Regions from separate parts of the Homo sapiens genome. Here region 2 is linked to region 1. Evidence: chromatin loops called from intact Hi-C (ENCODE). Cell type or tissue: PC-9. All regions are shown on one strand. Links, peaks and the distances in the headings refer to the core of each region. The heading gives the core; the rest is flanking DNA.

Evidence for each region. Hi-C counts contacts between places; a loop is a spot of excess contacts. Peaks named below come from ENCODE experiments on the same cell type or tissue, not always from the same donor. Only the 100,000 strongest peaks of a DNase experiment are listed, where the experiment ranks them.
Region 2: it touches region 1 in a loop (2.7-fold over the local background); 1 of 110 quality-filtered maps calls a loop at or near these places.

What each region holds. Positions count from the first base shown.
Region 1 is chr22:21,099,463-21,107,333 of GRCh38, forward strand. It overlaps the pseudogene BCRP2. Among named protein-coding and RNA genes, the nearest start is that of LRRC74B, 57 kb to the left of the region's middle. RefSeq lists enhancers at 2,950-3,921, 3,370-3,419. In PC-9, for the core only: CTCF peaks have their summits at 3,511 (motif pointing right) and 3,714; no DNase peak of the experiment used is centred there; H3K4me3 peaks cover 448 bases; H3K27ac peaks cover 233 bases.
Region 2 is chr22:20,798,504-20,801,003 of GRCh38, forward strand. It overlaps PI4KA (phosphatidylinositol 4-kinase alpha), which reads right to left. Exons shown (of 55, transcript NM_058004.4): 15 at 1,168-1,263; 16 at 590-773; 17 at 81-184. Among named protein-coding and RNA genes, the nearest start is that of SERPIND1, 26 kb to the left of the region's middle. In PC-9, for the core only: no CTCF peak of the experiment used is centred there; a DNase peak (open chromatin) is centred at 1,108; H3K27ac peaks cover 1,044 bases.

The DNA of each region.
Region 1 (7,871 bases), core at 2,530-5,029:
GAAGCCAGCTTCCCAGGGAGATCCAGGTTGGGGGAATATGGAGTGTGGATCAGGAGAGGTAAGGAGATGATATTTGGCAAAAGTACTTCTTAGAGTCACACATCTTGTAATGATAGACCTCAGATTCAAATTCAAGTCTGTTTAAAGTCAAATTATACCATCTATGCATCCTTCCATGCATCCATCCATGCATCCATCCATCTATCCATCCATCCATTCTTCCATTTCCTGAGTGCCTACTGTGTGGCAGGCATTCTGCTAACCTAACAACCCAGTGAGAGACATACTTATATTCCTATTTTATAAAGGCCCAGAGAGGTTAAGTAAATAATCCAGAGTCACACAGCCAGGGAGTGGCAAAGCTAGAATTCTTATTTAATTCCAAACTTGATTTCTACCCTCTCCACCACCAACCACCCATATATATCCACTGACCAACCTATTCATTCATCAGACTTTTACTGCATGTCTCAAGTAAGCTATGCACTGTGTTTAGAGCTGAATGAGACACCATTCTTATGTCTCCATGATATTCACAGTCTGGTAGGAGAAACAGACCTGTATACAGGTTATTGTGCAGTGGTCGGGGACAGGAACTTTGAGAGAGGAACGTATGGTGCCCACTTGTGGGCATATAGGAGTGAGAGGTCTGCTCAGCTGGGGAAAGACAGCATCCTTTTGAGGTGGGTTTTGAAGGATGCATAAGATTTTAAGGGGACAGTGCATCTTGGAAGGGCATCATATCTTTGTAGTCCAGCTGCCTCTCCTTTGCTCGAGCTTCCTTCCTTCCTTCAGGGGTTAATTTGGAAGGACTGAGTTTTGCTGTTATTGAGCAAACAGAGTCCTCTAAAGTGCATAGCCCAGGGGCTGGAATGGAGCTCACGATGTATGTGTGGGGGAGAAAAACTACTTTGATTTGAATTCCTGTCTGGCTATTTTTGAGATGTTATATATGACCTTATGAGGGCCCTTCCCTATGTGGTCATGTCTATAAGAGATTTCGTATCTTTACCCACTGGTGTCAGGTTGGCTGGGTGACTTTCAGCCAATGGGATATGAGTGGAGGTGGTATGTGCTAATTCTGGGCAGACCCATTAAGGGCCCTTCTGTGGTCACCCTTTGGTCTCCCTTTTTGTGATACTATGGATAGTCTTTATTTATTATTCTCCAAGGGTTGTGCCTCACCTTCCCTTTTTACTGCTGCCCCAAGACCATCAGGTTTCCACAAGGGGGTTGCTTCTTTAGCCTTAATCCTGGAATGAAGTGATGAGGGTCAGAGCCAGAGCTGAGCTGCAAGTGTGTGTCACATTCCAGAGGAAGGAATGGTTGTTACTCTAAGACATGGACTTTTGAGGTCATCTGTTATCATAGCATAGTGTAGCCTAAGCTGACCACAGCAAGGCATCTCACCTTTCGACATGTTAGTTTGCTCATCCATAGAAGTGGATTAATAGTTGTAGTCGCATGGCAAAAACCCATCCCTACAAAAAAAAAAAAAAATTAGCCAGGCATGGTGGTGCACGACTGTAGTTCCAGCTACTCAGGGGGCTGAGGCGGGAGGATCATCTGGGCCTAGGGAAGTTGAGGCTGCAGTGAGCTGTGATCACACCACTGTACTCCAGCCTGGGTGACAGAGTGAGATCCTGTTTCAAGAAAAAAACATATCTGTAGTCATGTTATTGGGTTTTGTGAAAATTAGGTGAAATTGCTCAGTAAAAGCACAGTTTCTAGCCCAATGTGTGTCTGCACTTTGCAGATGTTCAAGACTCTTCTTCCAGTCCCTTTCTCTGTCATACTTATTTCTCCCCAGGGCCTTTGCATGTCCATGCTCTTCCTTTGCCTGAGGCTTTTTCTCATTTCCTTCTTTACTCAAGATCCCATATGCAGACCTAGCTCCCCCAGGGGGCCAGATAAGGATGGGCTTAGAGCCCCAGAAAAGTCAGGACAGGAAAGGGATGAGAAAGGTTGCACTTCAGCAACCAGAATCAGGAAATCTAGAAGAGAGTTCCTTTAACCTCAACATGTGCATATATTTTGTGCTTTATGGTTTTGCATTCTTTTAATTTTGATTTACATCGGGTATCTTGGCTGGGCGTGGTGACTCATGCCTGTAATCCCAGCACTTTGGGAGGCCAAGGCAGGTGAATCACTTGAGGTCAAGAATTTGAGCTCAGCCTGGCCAACATGGTGAAACCCCATCTCTACTAAAAATACAAAACTTAGCCAGGCGTAGTGGTGGGCGCCTGTAATCCCAGCTACTTGGGAGGCTGAGGCACCAGAATCACTTGAACCTGGGAGGGCGGAGGTTGCGGTGCTGAGATCATGCCACTACACTCCAGACTGGGCGACAGAGTGAGACTCTGTCTCAAAAAAAAAAAAAAAAAAGTGACATAATTAAAAGAGCCATCATCTATGGCCTTTAAGTGTCATGTGTGTGCTCATCTTTCCTTGCTTTACTACTCAAAGATTATCTTTTCCATGTGACCTGCTCTTTCCTGCCTCTGTCACCACCAAACATCAAAGCCTTAAGTTTTGTTTGGCTGTTTGTTATCTCTTGAGAATTGAGCACCAGAGCTATTGGGTGGGCTTGATGTTGACCTACAATGCAGGATGTCTGTGGGCATGACTCTCTCCTAGGCACTCACAGACACTTGAAGCTGGGGACTGAGGTCCTCTAGTGTGTGTCTGTGGGGGTGAAGGAGTGCACCCTCATCCTCCTGCACTTTCGGGTCTTGTAGCAGCAACTCCCTGTTTCTGTCCTTTCTACTTACTGCTGGTTTCATCACACTCCCAGGGTTAATTTAAAGAACCAGCCTCGGTGTGATGCACCTACAACAAACAGAGCCACTTCTGTGGGGAGCTCTGGAGCTGGGATGGCCCCTCAGAGTCTAGAGGTGGTGAGAGCGCTGGAGCTTCATCACCGTGCTAACTGTGTCCCTGGAAGAGTGAGGGAGCTTGAGTGATTCCTTACCCAAGGGCCGTCATAAAAGGTCTCAGCTGATGCCTACTGCCGATCACATTCAGCTATTTGGGAAGAGATGTTCAGTCCTTAAGAGGACATTATTAGTGGACATCACTCTTTCCACAAAAGCCCCAGTCTTGTGTTACTTAGTCCCACTAGCTTCTTTAAAGAAACCCCAAGAGCATTTCCTCCAGGAATCTGTTTGATCTCTTTTCCTGGGGGAGATTTCCAGGTGATTCTCATTGGAATGAATCCTAGGTCCTGTTGCTGCTGCTGGTCTCACACTGTGACTGATGCTAAGTCCTTCTCTTCCACCACCATTCTGGATTTTCCTTGCTATAGCCTAAGTGTTTATGTCTCCCCAAATTGTCAGCGTTGGAGCACCAAGAAGACAGGCAGCACTGACAGTAGCAGAAGAGTAGGAGGTGGCTGTGGCACCCCACGCCGAGCAGGAGCGGGAGGAGTTCCTGGGCGATGGGGCCGCAGCCTGGGCCGATGCTGACCATGGGATGAGATCATTCTTCACTCTGCACCGTGACCATCAGGGGGCGCCCCAACCACCTTTTCTGCCCCACATCGTGCTCTTGCAGTGTTCTCCCCGCAGGTGCTGCATGGAGTGAGTGGCGGCATCCACCGTGAGGAGGAGAGGAGCTCTGATACCCTCAGGACCCGCCAGGAGGGGCATCACGGAGGCTTCTGGACGACTTGGAGCTGTGTCCTGGGGAGAAAACCGCTCCTGTCTGGGCCCTGAGTGCTGAGGAGGAAGCTGCCATGCACTTTTCCCTGGCATTTTTCCTGCATGGTGAGTACAGAAGCTTTAGTTTTCTGGTATGTTCTGTTCATTCCTCTCCTGTTCTCCCTGGTTTTCCTCTTTCTCTTGTAGTGTTTTAGTATTTATTTTACAGTGGTATTCATTCTCTGAAGGCTTTTGAGGGTGTCAAGTGTAGCAGACTGTGGTATTTTTAGGGGTTTAAGACTTTTTCTGGGTGGGGGGGAGGGGGGAGGGATAGCATTAGGAGATATACCTGATGCTAAATGACGAGTTGATGGGTGCAGCACACCAACATGGCACATGTATACATATGTAACAAACCTGCATGTTGTGCACATGTACCCTAAAACTTTAAAGTATAATAATAATAAAAAAATCTTGGTTTTTATTAAAAATAAATAAATAAATAAATACATTTCTAGTTCTGAAAAAAAAAAAAAAAACCAAACCAACAACAGAAAAAGACTTTTTCTGAGGGAACCTCCCCTGTGTAGAGGGAGAGAGAGGGAAGCCCCGCTCAGGTTGGAGTCAGGGCCAGGCCCAGTTCTGGCTGGCTGCCTCGTGTCCAAGCCTCAGAGGGAGGATTTGCATTGGGCCTTGCTGCATTTTTAAATCTTCGTTCCTGCCATCAGGACCCAGGGGTCACTCTTCTTCACTTTTGGGCAGCGCGTGTCCTCTCGTGTCCCTCCCACCGTGGCCGCCTGACCAGGGGCGAGGGACTCCTCGGTGTGGGTTTTTTGTCCTCTTTGCAGAAATGTCTGTTCTGGGCCTCTGCCCAGTTTGGGGTGGATTATTTTTTGTTGTTGTTTTAAATTGCTATTTAGTACTGTTAATGTGTTGTATATTTTCGGTAAGAACCCCTTAGCAGTTATATGATTCCTCAAAACTTTCGTCCAAACTTCGGGCTCATTTTTTCCGTTGTGGCACAGAAGCTTTTCAGTTTCTTGTAGCCTCACATGGTTGTTCTTGCTTTCCTTGCTTGTGATTTTGGTCCCCAATTTAAAAAAATCATTCACAAACCATTCCATTCTCCATGAGGTTTTTACCCCTTATGTATTCCTCTTTTTCTTTTTGAAACTCTTTCCAACTGATGAGCATGGATTCAAGTTGTCCTGAAAGTAAGCTCCCCCTATCTTTTCTTACAGGAATTTAATAATGTTTTGTGGTTTCAGGTTTTGTGTTGAAATCTTTAATCCATTTTGAGTTGATTTTTGTGTATCGTGTAACAGAAGGGTCCTATTTCTTTTCTTTTCTTTTTTGCATATGGATATCAGTTTCCTCAAAATGATTTCATGAAGAAACTCTCCTGTCCCCATTGTGTCTTTCTGATCTCTGGTGCCGATTTCATTTGCTCTGGAGTTATACCCAGTAGTGGGATTGCTAGATCTTACAGTATTTGCATTTTCTGTCATTTTCTTTGAGACGGGGTTTCTTCTGTCACCCAGGCTGGAGTGCAGTGGTGCAATCACAGCTCACTGTGGCCTCTACCTCCACAGCCCAAGCAGCCCTCCCACCTCAGTCTATGGTAGCTGAGACCACAGGCACACACCACCATGCCTGGCTAAGTTTTTAAATTTTTTGTAGAGACAGGGTTTTGCCATGTTGCCCAGGCTGGTCTCGAACTCCTGAGCTCAAGTAATCTGCCCACATTGACCTTCTGGTAATTGTATTTTCAGTTTTTTGAAAATGGCAACTTCCAACTTTTTACCATAGAATATGTACTAATTTATCTTCCCATCAACAGGGTATAAGAGTTCCCTTTTCTCCAAATCCATACCAGCATTCTTTTTAAAATTTTGTGGCCAGGAACAGTGGCTCATGCCTGTAATCCCAGCACTTTGGGAGGATGAGGCATGGTGGTGTGCACCTGTAGTCCCAGATACTTGAGAGGCTGAAGTGGGATGATCACCTGAGCTAGGGAGGTCAAAGCTGCAGTGAGCTGGGATCACGACACTGCACTTCAGCCTGGGTGACAAAGTCTGAGTCCCTGTCTCAAAAAATTAAAAAAAAACTTTTTAGTAACATTTATTTCAATAAAAGTGAAACGGCATCTGAATGTGGTTTTGAGGTACATTTTTTTTCTGATGAGAGACGTTGAGGACCGTTTCTCTTACATGTTGGTCAATTTTGTGTCATCTTTGCAGAGATGTCTACTCAAGTTCTTTGTATTGGTTTGGATATGTATTTTGCTACATTGTATTTTTTTTCTGTGTATATGTTTGATAACAACCAGTGATTGAGTTATCGCTTACATGATTCCCTTTCTTTTTTTTTTTTTGAGACAGAGTCTCATTCTCTCACCCAGGCTGGAGAGCACAGTAGCACATCACATGACCATATATATTGGCTACCTACAGCTTTGCAATGTAATTTGCTATCAGGAATTGTGAGTCTCCCAACTTAGTTTGTATTTCTCAGGATTCCTTAGAGGTTCAGGGCCATTAGTGGTTCTATGTGAATATTAGCATTTTATATTCATATTTCTTAAATTTTTGCCATGTATAATAACATACACAATTAGAAGTTATGCTGGGACATGTTTTTTTCTTTGGGGACATTTTGATACATGTATACTTTGAGTAATGATCAAATCAGGGTACTTATCATAACTATTCCCTCATTGAGGTATTATTTCTTTGTTGTGAGTACATTCAAATTGCTCCCTTCTAGTTTTTTGAAAAATACAATATTTTGTTAACCAGAGTTACCCAGCTGTGGCATAGAAAACCAAAATGTGTTTCGCCAAACTCACTGTAACTTTGTTTCCATAACCGATCCCTCCCATCCCCCTCCTATCCCCCTCCTTCCCCTCTCCTCAGGAAACCGCTACTGTACCTTCTGCTTGAAGGTAAAGTTTTTTGGATTCCATATAAGTGAGATCACATAGTGTTTGCCTTTCTCTACCTAGTCGATTTCATTTAATGTAATGTCTTCCAGGTTCGTCTGTGTTTTTGCAAATGACATGTTGTCATGAATTTTTATGCATGAGGCATATTTCATCATGTCTGTATGCTGAAGTCCCTTCATCCTTTCATTGGTTGGTGGACAGGTAGGTTGATTTCATACCTTGGTTACTCATTGTTAGTGAGTAGTAGGTCACTAAACCTCAGAAGGCAGCTGTTGCTTCAACAGACCGATCTCATTTTCTTTAAGCTCACAACCACGGTTAGAATTACTAGATGAAACAGTTCTTGCATTTTTAATTTCTGAGGGTGCTCCAAGTGGTTTTCTCAGTGCGTTTCATCATTGAAATTTCTCCCAATAGTGTATAAGAGGATCTCTATATCTAACAGCACCCTGAACTTTTATTTTTAAATTATTTCTGTTTTGGTATTATTCATTTTACTTAGCGTTAGATAGTATCTGAGTGTGGTCTTTATTTACAGTTTTGTGATGACCAGTGATGTTGAGAAACACCTTTTTTACCTTTTAATCAATATCATACCTTCTTTTCAGAAATGTCTGTTATTCAGGTTTTTTTGCCCAGTTTTTTTGGGGGTATTGGGTCTTGTATGTTTTGTCCCTCTGTAGTGTTAGTTTCTGCTGTTGTCAGATAACACTCCCTTTCAGATATATGATTCCTCATAATTTCCTTTTTTTGATGTGTAAAAAGATAAACCTATTGTGGCAACAGCCAAGAACGGTAATAATCAAATGCAGGAATTAGGTGCCATTTATATTTCCCCACTCAGAGTATAAGACTTCCTGCCTCACAGAAGTAAATGAGATTTTTCTGTGCATATAGTAAAATTTTACTTTTCATATTTTAATTTTTCGTGTCCTAAAAAGTTAACACAATTTAATTAAAAATTAAAGCCACTAAAACATTTATGTAACAATTTCTTTTTAAATTTTACTTTAAGTCCTGGGATACATGTGCAGAATGTGCAGGTTTGTTACATAGGTATACATGTGCCATGGTGGTTTGCTGCATCTATCAACCCGTCATCTAGGTTTCAAGCCTGGTATGCATTAGGTATGTGCCCTAATGCTCTCCCTCCCCTTGCCCCCAACCCCCTGACATGCCATGGTGTGTGATGTTCCCCTCTCTGTGTCCATGTGTTCTCATTGTAACAATTTCTTTAATTACCACATAAGGTACTATGTTATCTGACAAATCTATGTTTTACAGAGAAA
Region 2 (2,500 bases), core at 1-2,500, 300 kb before region 1:
GAGACAAATTCACAAACCTCACATTTTTAAAGTAAGTTAAATACTGTCATGATAAAAAAGTGACAATGAGGTCCAGTTACCTATAGCCGTGGTCCTTGTAATCTTTGGTGGCTGAGTATACAACGGAGCTGGCCTTCACACTGATCTGCTGGAAGAGGTTCCACACTTCCTGATAGATGTATTGCTGGGAGAGAGCAAGATGCACTGTCACCATGCAGGATGCCCTCATGAGGCCCCTCCTGTCATCACCTAGAGAGAAAGCTCTGGAATCCTGGGGCACAACAGCCCAAAGACTATCAGCCCAAAGATCATCCATTTCTAAAGCTTTAATCAAACCTCAAATTAAAAGCTAAAAGGGACATGGCTTAGATTCAAATCTTCTGTTATAATACACTGACAAGAAATTAAACCTCTTTTTCCCCAGCACTCACAGCATCTTACACTATTCTTACTACTCCGCATTAAAACCGTTGTCAGCATTTAGCTCATCTGCAAGGTATATTTAATCTGTATTTGTACATCCCTTATAGTCAAGAGTTTAACGTAGCTTGCACAGGGTTAGTGGTGTTCTGGCTCTGGCCTCCCTTACATTTCCGGTGATAACCAGGCAGCCCAGCTGGTCAATAATCAGCACATCGAGGGGGGAGGGTGGCTGGCAGAATTTCTGCTGTAGGATCTGCAGAATGGGCTCCATGACCTTCGGGGTGTCCCTCAAGGCCACCGCAATGTGTCCCAAGGCTCGGATTGTGTGGTCGGGAATCAAGTGAGCGTCCCTACAGAAGGAAGAACAGAAGCGCCCTAGCAACAGTCCCTCCAGCATGCAGTAGTGAAACAGTACCCAGAGACTACGATCTAGACCTTAATTTCATAACAGTCTTGATGCAGTGTTCATCTGAAACTGACAGCCCAGGATTTTAACCACGGGCAGAAACATAAGCCCCAGGCACTAGTCTGGATGACAAAGATCTTTCTCGACTTCCACACAGTGGTCCAGGAAGTACAATCCAAGGTGGGCTTCACCTTAAATCTTGTGACAACCCTGATACATGCCTATGCTCTGAGACAAGGAGATAAGGACAGAGGCATGCATACGCACAATGCCAGGTGCCCCACACGAGCCTGCTGAGAACAATGGGCTGCCTCTGAGAGACAGGAATAGGGGCGTACTTGTCGCTCTCCTGAGAGATGTAGAGCCGGTTGGACAGGCTGGCCAAGAACGCCTCCACAATCACTGGGTCCACCGTCAATCCAGCCTTCAGGCACCTGAGGAGCAAGAAAACCCATGTGGCACTGAGGCATCAAACCAAGATAGGTTTTTTGTTTTTTAATTTTTCCTTCCTTAGGCCTACAAAGTTTAAAGAACTGCTCTGAATTTTCTTCCCCCCAAATTGGAGGTCATAACACAGAATGAATTCAAAGAATTACTCCAGATTTTGCCCACTTGATAAATGTCTCAGTCGGAAACAATAATTTCATTATTTTGCCCAGAACAGTTTCCTTTGGAATATCATGCTCACCCTAATTCCAATTTCAATCCCTTGTACTGTTTCTTAAGGTCACAGTGACTGATTCCAAAGACAAACGGTCCCAAGATAGCATAGTAAACATCACAATTATATACCAAGGTTTTCATGGTAAGGAGAAACATTTACGTTACAGAGAAAAGGGGAAAAATTTAAAGCCCCTAAAAACATAAAATCTTGTAAGATGTCCTAGCTCTCCACATCTGTTTGGCTCCTGGGCCAGAGTTTGGAAAACAGTTTGAGTCTGACAGACAAGCTGCCATCTTGATTTAGCTTCTAAGGGCAAGGAACCAGAATCCAGGGAAAGAAGTATTTGCATGGAAATCAGACTGTATGTAGCTCTCAAGTTGGAAGAACAAGAGTCCACAGTGCAGGAGTCTGGGCAGCAAGGGGTACCTAATCATATTTTAAAACCTCACATTTATATTAAACATTCCACAGAAAACAAGGTAAAGAAAATATGATGATACGTTACTCTGGATGTTGAGCTAATGGATAATCCTTCTCTTTTTACTTTTCTATACATTACAATTTTTCTCTAGTAAGAATTTCTTAGCCAGGCACGGTGGCTCACACCTGTAATCCCAGCACTTTGGGAGGCACAGGTGGGCGGATCACAAGGTCAGGAGATCAAGATCATCCTGGCTAACATGGTGAAACCCCATCTCTACTAAAAAAAAAAAAAAAATACAAAAAAATTAGCTGGGCATGGTGGCGGGCACCTGTAGTCCCAGCTACTCCAGAGGCTGAGGCAGGAGAATGGCGTGAACCCAGGAGGCGGAGCTTGCAGTGAGCTGAGATCGCGCCACTGCACTCCAGCCTGGGCGACAAAGCAAGACTCTGTCTCAAAAAAAAAAAAGGAAGAATTTCTTTTTTTTTTTGAGACGGAGTTTTGCTCTTGTTGCCCAGGCTGGAGTGCAATGGTACAATCTCGGCTCACCGCAACCTCCGCCTCCCGGGTTCAAGTGATTCTCCTG